Regions from separate parts of the Homo sapiens genome. Here region 2 is linked to region 1. Evidence: read pairs that join two places in POLR2A ChIA-PET (ENCODE). Cell type or tissue: GM12878. All regions are shown on one strand.

Region 1 (5,000 bases):
AAGAACAGAGAAGCTGCCAATTTAAGCAACAGCTGTTACTCTACCTCCCACCAAGAACTCCTCCCCTGGTTTCCTTTCCTTTCTACTATAAACACAAAGAACATAAGGGCTACACAACAGGGAAAACTGTTTGGAAAGTCGTTTTATATATTTGGAATTACAAGACCAAACAATGATTTAAGTTATGATTTATTTTTTAATAAGCAGTATTAGAAAAAGCCCTGTATGAGGAACTAGGAAAAAAAGGTTCTAATCCTGGTTCTTCCAAATAAATAATCACATGAAACTGACTTTGGTTCTGTTAAATAAGAGGCTGAACTAAATGATCTCTAAGATGGTCTCAAAATTATTTAATTCCGTTAGCTTAGTATTGAGATCAAATTCCATGTAAGAATTCTACGTAAGTTTTCTAACCTCCAAGTTAGAAAGTTTATTTGAAACTTAAAACCATTTTCTATGGTAAATGCTATTTTTCCTATTTTATACACTAAGGAATCTAAGGTTTAGTTGCCCCAATTTACATCGTACAGCTGCTAAATAGCTACAGTGGGACTAACCAATGTCTTCTAACACCAAATTCAGTACTTTTCCATTGTTGATACAAAATATAAAGTATACTTGTGAACCACAGTCAACTTTTTCAATTAATAAACCACTAAGATACAATCTGTGGGGGACAAATGGAACAAAGAAATATCTTAAAATAATATAGCCGGGAAGAAAAGTATTTTAATATCATCTAAGGAGTGGCTTACAAAATCTCCAAAAAACTGAAGATTTCAAAGAAAATGAATCAAAACAGACAAGATGGAAATGCTAGCCTTTTATAAAAATGCTAAATAAAAGTCACAAAGAAAAGGACAGATAAGCACAGGCCTAGCCAAGAAGAAAGAAGCAGAGTAATGAAATTTTAGGTCTATATCAATAAAGAAAACAAAAGTACAGTTCCAGATTTAAGCCACTTTCAAAAGATAAAATATGTTATTTTTACATGTAAGTTAAGGTCAGGTTTTTTTCGATTTTTTTTTGGAAAATTCTTTATAGAAAGTTGAAGTAAATTTGAAGTTGTAGTTAATTTCTCAATAAAACACTACTTACTGTATCCACTTTTAGGCTTTTATCTACAAGTATTAAGTCTACATCAAAATACATATAAATACAGGGATTATGAATAAGCCATCTTCCCAATGCTAGTGACAATATACAATCATATATATTTCATACAATATTTTACATACCTCTTCATTGATAATGGTGGCATTGCTCAACGAGCGTAATGCTGATGTTATTTTTCTTCCAAGGTCTGCTAGAACCATCTTGACAGCTTTAAGATGTACTTACGAAGAACTCTACAGCAGAAAAAAAATTAAGTGAGAATAATCAATTTCACTTCCCATGACTGAAGAGTTCTAAAGAGTATTTAAGTTCAAATTACTCTAGTGTTTAGATACTGTAAGATCACCTTCCATAGCCTCAACCTGTGCTTAAATACAGTCATGTCATAAAGATAAAACTGCTACTTGGTTATGATGCCTTATATTTGAATACTTAATTGGAATCTTGTATATGAATCAGCAAATTTAACATGTCAAATACCATACTTTGAGGAAATAATGACATAATCTCACATTAAATATGTTCTTTTTTTGGCACAATACTTATGAATAACTGAATTATGTATCATGCACATTTTTAAATTAAAAGAGGAGAAAAAGGTGAAATCTCCAGGAATACTGCCTAATTTCCCACATTAAAGGACTCTGCAAACTATTTTGATTCTTGCTCCTAAGCAAAAAAAAGAAAAAAGGTTTTAATAACTTTTCTAGTACAAAAAAAGCAACTGTTCAGCTATCAGCTATATCGAAGCGCTATACTAAGTGATTCCACATACATTATTTCATTTTATTCTTCTAACCACAAAGGAAAGAGGTATATTATTTTACTCTTTTTTTTTTTTTTTTGAGACAGGGTCTCACTCTGTCACCCAAGCTGGAGTGCAGTGGTGTGATCACAGCTGACTGCAGCCTCAACTTCCTGGGCGCAGGAAATCCTCCTGCCTTAGCCCCCCAAGTAGCTGGGACCACAGGTGCATGCCACCATGCCCAGCTAATTTTTATTATCTGTAGAGACGGGGTCTCACTATGTTATGTTGCCAAGGCTGGTTCTCTTCCCATTTTAAACCTGTTTCTGATTCCAGGAAAACTCTAAAATAGGATAATGATTTAAGTTATCATTTATTATTAATAAGAATTATTAGAAAAAGCCCTTGATGAGGAACCGAAAATAAAATTCTGATCCTGGTTCTTCCAAAAAATAGTCACATGCAACAGACTTTCTGTTTCAGTTAACTAAGAGTCAAAAACCCTTTCCAGCTCTAAAATCTTACTGTTTTATAAAAGTATTACATATTAGATGTACTTACTACTTGTAAGGATGCAAGGGCTTATGGATGATAAACAAGCAAATATGATTTGTAGTCCCTGCCCTCAAGATGCTTACCTACTAGCTGGTAAGACAAGGCACACAAATGAACACTAAAATAAACACTAAGAGAGAATTCCTCCTGTCTGACTGCTAACAGGGACATCAGCTTTTCTTGCCTTCAAACTGAAACACTGGTTCTTTGTGGGTCTCAAGCCTTTGGATTAAAACTACATCAATGGCTCTCTGAGTTCTCAGGCCTTCAGATTCAGACTGGATCTACACCATGGGCTCTCCTGGGTCTCCAGCTTGCCAACTCATCCTACAGATCTTGAAACTTAAGTCTCCATAACGGCCTGAGCCAATTCCTTATAATAAATACATATCTTTATATCCATTTCTCCCTCTCTCTCTCTACACACACACACACACACACACACACACACACACACACACACACACACACACACCCTTTATTGATTCTGCTTCTCTGGAACAAGAAAAAAAAAAAAAGGAAAAAAAAGGCCAGGTACAGTGGCTCATGTCTGTAATCCCAGCACTTTGGGAGGCCAAGGAAGGAGGATCACTTGGGCTCAGGAGTTGGAAACCAGCCTGGGCAACATAGCAGGCAGGACTTCAACTCTTAAAAAAAAAAAAAAAAAAAAAAAAAAAGTAGCCAGGCATGGCGGCATGTGCCTGTAGTCCCAGCTACTCGGGAGGGTGAGGGGAGGATTGCTTGAGCCAAGGAGGTCATGATCACACCACTGCACTCCATCCAGCCTGGGTGACAGAGTGAGACTCTGTCTCCACAAAAAAAGAAAACAGAAAAGGAAGAATTTTAGACTAAGGCAGAGAGTATAGGCTTTATTGGAAAGACTGAGTATGAATTTGGTCCTGAAATAAGAGTAGAATTTGAGTAAGTGGAGAAGACAAAAGGGAATTTGAGGAAGATGAAATAGCATAAGCAGAAATGGAGAGAGAGGTAAGTCTGGGACATACTTATGCCTTATATATGCACTGTACTTATGGATCACTGAGCATTATTTAGGGGACAGGAAACAAAACATTCTGCTTAGGACAGAGGTGTATACAGTTAGAAGGAAACAGAGATTTCAAAGGGCTCTAAAAACACGGTCTGGGGAATATCAATTTTCCAATATGAACAATATTAGCAGAAAAGGTAACTCTTCAAAACAACTGTTTTGGTAACCCTTCCAAACTAATGTAGTCTAATTTAGTCAACCAAGATTATCCAGACTAGATCCCTTCTACAGAATACACAGGAGATTAAAAATAAGAGAAACAGCACCAGGCGTGGTGGCTCACGCCTGTAATCCCAGCACTTTGGGAGGCCGAGGTGGGTGGATCATCTGAGGTCAGGAGTTCGAGACCAGCCTGGCCAACATGGCAAAACCCTATCTCTACTAAAAATACAAAAAAAAAATTAGCTGGGCATGGTGGCAGGCACCTTTAATTCCAGCTACTCAGAAGGCTGAGGCAGGAGAATCGCTTGAAGATGGGAGGCAGAGGTTACAGTGAGCTGAGATCGCGCCACTGCACTCAGCCTGGGCAACAAGAGAGAAAGTCCGTATTAAAAAAAATAAATTTTGGGCCAGGTGCGGTGGCTCATGCCTGTAATCTCAGCACTTTGGGAGGCCGAGGCAGGCGGATCACCTGAGGTTGGGAGTTCGAGACCACCCTGACCAAAATGGAGAAACCCCGTCTCTACTAAAAATACAAAATTAGCCAGGTATGGTGGCACATGCCTGTAATGCCAGCTACTTGGGAGGCTGAGACAGGTGAATCGCTTGAACCCGGGAGGTGGAGATTGCGGTGAGCTGGAGATCATGCCATTGCACTCCAGCCTGGGCAACAAGAGTGAAACTCCATCTCAATAAATAAATAAATTAATTAATTAATTTTAAGACAAACAGGAAGATGAAATAGCTGACTCATTCACCATAGAGAAAGTAAAGAGGTGAGAGGAATCATAAAAAGGCAGGAAGGGAAAATGCATTTGAGGACCTATCACTGGCAAACAGATATCCCAGGCTGAGCTACAAATTAAACACTACACTTTCACTCAAGTACAATTTGGTAATTTAGAACTTAAAAAAAACTTACTACCAATACTTGATGAAATTGAAAAAAAAATTGCTTACCATAAGATTTTTTTACAATTACATTGTTACTTAACCTGAGAGCCAACCACCTCATGGAAAAGATCCAGGACTTTTTATTTCTTATGCCATACCCATTATACAAAATAATTATTGATCCTTAAATTAATATTCTTCATTTAAGAAATAAGATTCAGATGTTTCAGTTTATATCCTTCACCATGGTGGTACTGGGAGTGATAGAATCCTATTTATGACACCACAATTAACTTTTTTAGAGGTCATGTCATAAACAGATCATCTTTCATTTTAAAAAGCTATACTAAGCCAGGCATGGTGGTTTACGCCTATAATCCCAGCACTCTGGGAGGCCAAGGCAGGCAGATTGCTTGAGGTTGGGAGTTCAAGACCAGTCTAGCCAACATGGTGAAACCCCATCTCTACAAAATATACAAAACT
Region 2 (5,000 bases), 470 kb before region 1:
TATGTGAGGGCATAGCTAGAAGGTACCACCTATAAACCAGAAAGCAGACCCCCACCAGTGAAACCGGCTTTGCAAAAATTATAGCAGTGAGAAAATGATGACAGTGAAAGAGATCTGACCTAACCAACTCCATCTTGCCTTTAACCTCTAAACTGCCCTTGGTCATTCATTCCTAGGCATGGGCCAAGCTAATGCTGGCAGAAATTTAGTTTATAGTTTAAGTGATAATAGCCCCTCCCCAAACTAAACCACCTTTGTAAAACTAGTGCTAAGCCACCAAGTACAGAGGATGAGAGGGGCCTAAATTCTGCTAAGATGTAGTGATAGTTCAATGATTACCAGCCATTTTTCTGGAGGTATAGCATTTTCAGGAAGATTTGCAACTTCCCCATTTGCTGCTGTAAATAACATCACAATTGTAAAACCTAAGACTGGCCTTTTCAATGTCTTCTCAGAGTTTTGCATTTCTGACTACCAGATGACTCCACCTGGACCAGCAACTTTGCTGTGGCCCCTACCTGGGGTGGACTCAGCACGTGAGGACTGTTTTCCATACCCCTATGAGTGATCTCAATCCAATCAGCAGCACCCATTCCCTCGTCCCCTGCCTCCCAAACTATCCTTGAAAAACCCTAGCCTCTGAATTTTCAGGGAGGCTGATTTGAGTAATAATAAAACTCTGGTCTCCTGTTTAGCTGGTTCTACATGTATTAAACTCTTTCTCTATTGCAATTCCCCTGCCTTGATTATATGAGCAGCAAGACACAATGAACTCACTTGGCAGTTACACCAGACACCAAATCTGCTGGTGCCTTGATCTTGGACTTCTCAGCCTCCAGAACTGTGGGAAATAAATGGGTTGTTTATAAGCCAGCTAGTTTATGGTATTTTTGTTATAACAGCCAGAACAGACTAAGACAATATGTAGTGAGTATGGTCAGGTAAATAAGAATATCACTTTATGTAAAAATGAATTTCCCCTATTCTCCTGGGCTAGTGGAAAAAAAAAAAGGTTAGTTTTTAAAGCCCTTCACCCATCTCTTCTGAGTTAGGTTAAGATTCTTATATCTTTTGCATTTTGACATGGGGCAAATTGGGGTGTGCCGGTTCTAGCAATCAATCACTTCTGTACATAGGTTATCCCTGAGTCTTCCATTGTCTTGTCTAAACAGCACCTTCAGCATCAGTAGTTCCTTCTACTTCATCAACATATTTTGGACTTGGGAATCTTTTTTTGCAACTGACTAAATCCCATATGCCTGGAGGCAACAGATCCTACTCCTCTCTAGGTGCTGCCAAGAAGCCAAAACTGGGACATTGATGCTCTAGAATTGTGTTAGCCTGTTCTCGCATTGCTATGAAGAACTACCTGAGACTGGGTAACTTATAAAGAAAAGAATTGGCTGGGAATGGTGGCTTATACCTGTAATCTTAGCACTTTGGGAGTCTGAGGCAGGCAGATCAACTGAGGCCAGGAATTTGAGATCAACTTGGCCAACATGGTGAAACCCCATCTCTACTAAAAATACAAAAAATAGCCTGGCATGGTGGCACATGTCTATAATCCCAGCTACTCTGGAGGCTGAGGCAGGAGAATCACTTGAACCCAGGAGGCAGAGGTTGCAGTGAGCTGAGACCATTCCACTGCACTCCAGCCTGGGTGACAGAGTGAGACTCCATCTCAAAAAAAAAAAAAGAAGAGGTTTAATTGACTCACAGTTCCACAGGCTGTACAGGAAGCATGGCTAGGAGGAGGCCTCAGGAAACTTACTATCACAACAGAAGACGAAGGGGAAGCAGGCATGTCTTACATGGCCAAAGAAGCAGGAAGGAGGTGGGGGAGGTGCCACACATTTTTAAACGACCAGATCTCATGAAAATTCACTCACTATCATGAGAACAGCAAGGGGAAATCTGCCCCCATGATCCAATCACCTCCCAGCAGGCCCCTCCTCCAACACTGGGAATTACAATTTGACATGAGATGTGGGCAGGGACACAAATCCAAACCATATCAAGAACTTACAGACTTGTCTCTTGTTTTCCTCCTATTGGGGGGGATATTTTTGACGTGGTGTTGGGGTGGGGGTATGTATCTGTGTGTGTGTGTGTGTGTATGTGTGTGTTGGAGAGAAGTAGTGGGGGAAAGCCTCACTTTCTACCAACCCCACCTCCTTGCCCTACTTCCCTAGGGCACTCTACCTATACCTGAAAATCTCCTTCTCCCTTTTTTCTTTTCTACAAACTCTCTAAATCTTCCCAGGGGCTTAAGTTTTTGGAAACAGAAACCAGAAAGTCTTGCATAATATCTCTGCCTTCTGTTCTATAGAGACCCTGAACCAGCTATTTACTTTAAATGGGGGAAGTATAAAAAGAAAACACATGCATAGAAACAAGCTGATTTCCTAAAATATTATCCATACCATACACTAGGAATATCCCAAATAGGGGAGAGACAGAGAGAGAGAGAGAAAAGAGAAAGAAGGAAAGAAGGAAGGAAAGGAAAAAAAGAACTACAAAACTACTGAAAGAAGAAGAGGTATTTGAATGTTATCATCACAAAGAAATGACAAATGTTTAAAGTAATGGATATGCAAATTACCCTGATTTGATTATTATACAATGTATACATGCATTGAAACATCACACTGTACCCCATAAATATGTACAGTTATGTGTCAATTATAAATAAAATAAAACTTTAAAAGAGACAAAACTACTAATAAAGAAAGGAGAATTCCTTTATAACCTTGGAGTAGGGAAGGCCCCTTTTTACTATGAATTGAAATCCAGAAGTCACTAAAGAAAATATTGATAAATTTAACTACATAAAAATATTTTTTAATTCTACATGGCAAAAAATACTGTATGTGATATTGAAAGACAATTATAAATTGGAGGGAAATGCTTATAATTCTTTACACAGACAAAAGGCAAATCTCCCCTATCTAGAAGGAGCACCTGTAAGTAGAAATAGGAAAAAGACTATCAACCCAATTCAACAGTAAAATGAGCTAAAAGTGGGAACAGCTCACAGAAAATAAAAACATTTTTTGGACATGGAAAAGGATACCTAGCCTCACTCCTAATAAGAGAATTGCAAATCAGAACTACACTGACATAATTATTTCTCAGCTATTAGGTTTGAAAATGCACACTGTTGGCAAAGCTGTGGGGAAACAGGCACTCTCCTACATTGCTGGTGGAAGAATAAATTAGTAAAACACTTATGGAGGGCAATTTGCAAAATCTATCCAAACTATAAATGTGTAAGTCCTTTGACTAAGTAAATCCACTTCTGGGAATTTATCCTATAGATATACTCGTGTAGGTTATTATCCACTGAAACAATGTATTAGTAAAAGACTGGAAAACAATCTAAATGTCCATTAATAATAAATTAACTAAATACATTATGCTACATTTATTAAATGGGATATTTTGCAGATCTTCAATAAAATACAAAAACAATAAGAAAGCTCTATATACTGATATGAAAAAAATCTTCAGAATATATAAAGTTTGTTTTTGTTTTTGTTTTTGTTTTTTTGAGATGGAATTTCGCTCTGTCTCCCAGGCTGGAGTGCAGTGGCGCGATCTTGGATCACTGCAACCTCGGCCTCCCGTGTTCAAGCGATTCTCCTGAGTAGCTGGGACTACAGATGCGTGCCACCATGCCCAGCTAATTTTTTTTGTGTTTTTAGGAGAGACGGGGTTTCACCATGTTAGCCAGGATGGTCTCGATCTCCTGACCTCGTGATCCACCCGCCTCGGCCTCCCCAAGTGCTGGGATTACAGGCATGAGCCCATCGCACCCAGCCTGTTTTTTTCAGTGTAAAATAATGTTATCTTTTATGTAAAAAGACGGGAGGGGAATATACATTCATACCTATTTGTATATGTGAAAACTCTGGACAGATTCAGAGAAAACTGGTAACAGTGATTAAGGTGCAGGGTGGGAACCAGGCAGATGGGGCCAGATATGAGAGGGTAATTCTTATTGTGAACCCTCTAATCTTCAGTCACATGCACACATGGTCTCTGTGATCCTTTCTACCATTCAACTATAATGAAATCTGAATCATTATTTTAAACATTTATTTATAAAATTTTACTGACTCAATGTTTAAATCCAAAATAATTGTTCACTTCAAAATTTTAAGGTTTCTAGGCTTAAGTAATTGGGTATTTTAAAATCCCATTAGAGCCAGGCACAGTGGCTTATGCTTGTAATCCCATCACTTTGGGAGGCTGAGGTGGGTGGATCACCTAAGGTCAGGAGTTCAAGTCCAACCTGACCAATATGGTGAAACCCTGTCTCTATGAAAAATACAAAAATTAGCCGGGCATGGTGGCATGCACCAGTAGTCCCAGCTACTTGCGAGGCTGAGACAGGAGAATTGCTTGAACCCAGGAGGTGGAGGTTGCAGCGAGTGGAGATCACGCCACCGCACTCCAGCCTGGGCAACAGAGTGAGACTCAGTCTCAAAGAAAGAAAGAAAGAAGGGAGGGAAGGGAAGGGAGGGGAGGGGAGGGGAAGGGGAGGGAGGAAGGGAGGAAGGAAGGAAGGAAGGAAGGAAGGAAGGAAAAGAAAGAAAAGAAAAAAATCCCATTAGAGTGAATACCATAATGCTGAACAGTTTAGTCTCTTAAATTTAAAAAAAAAAAAGTACAGGTAATTTTACTATAATCACATCTTCAATAAAATTTTATATGAGCCCTGGCATGGTGGCTCATGCCGGTAATCCAGCCTGTAATCCTTTGGGAGGCTGAAATGGGAGGATCACTTGAGGCCAGGAGTTTGAGATCAGCCTGGGCAACATAGCAAGAAGATATCTCTACAAAATTTTTTTTTAAATTAGCCAGACACGTGCTTATAGTTCTAGCTACTTGGGAGGCTAAGGCAGAAGGATCACTTGTGCCCAGGAGTTTGAGGCTGCAGTGAGATCTGATGGTGCCACTGCACTCCAATCTGGCTGACAGAGCAAGACAAAAATATT

The links. Peaks named below come from ENCODE experiments on the same cell type or tissue, not always from the same donor. Only the 100,000 strongest peaks of a DNase experiment are listed, where the experiment ranks them.
Region 2: POLR2A ChIA-PET joins it to region 1 with 8 read pairs; 3 of 35 experiments call an interaction of 5 or more read pairs at or near these places.

What each region holds. Positions count from the first base shown.
Region 1 is chr14:34,993,026-34,998,025 of GRCh38, reverse strand. SRP54 (signal recognition particle 54) reads right to left here. Exons shown (of 16, transcript NM_003136.4): 2 at 1,239-1,349. The coding sequence starts at 1,316. Among named protein-coding and RNA genes, the nearest start is that of SRP54, 13 kb to the right of the region's middle. In GM12878, no CTCF peak of the experiment used is centred here; no DNase peak of the experiment used is centred here; H3K27ac peaks cover 346 bases.
Region 2 is chr14:35,462,092-35,467,091 of GRCh38, reverse strand. No RefSeq gene overlaps it. Among named protein-coding and RNA genes, the nearest start is that of NFKBIA, 60 kb to the right of the region's middle. In GM12878, no CTCF peak of the experiment used is centred here; no DNase peak of the experiment used is centred here.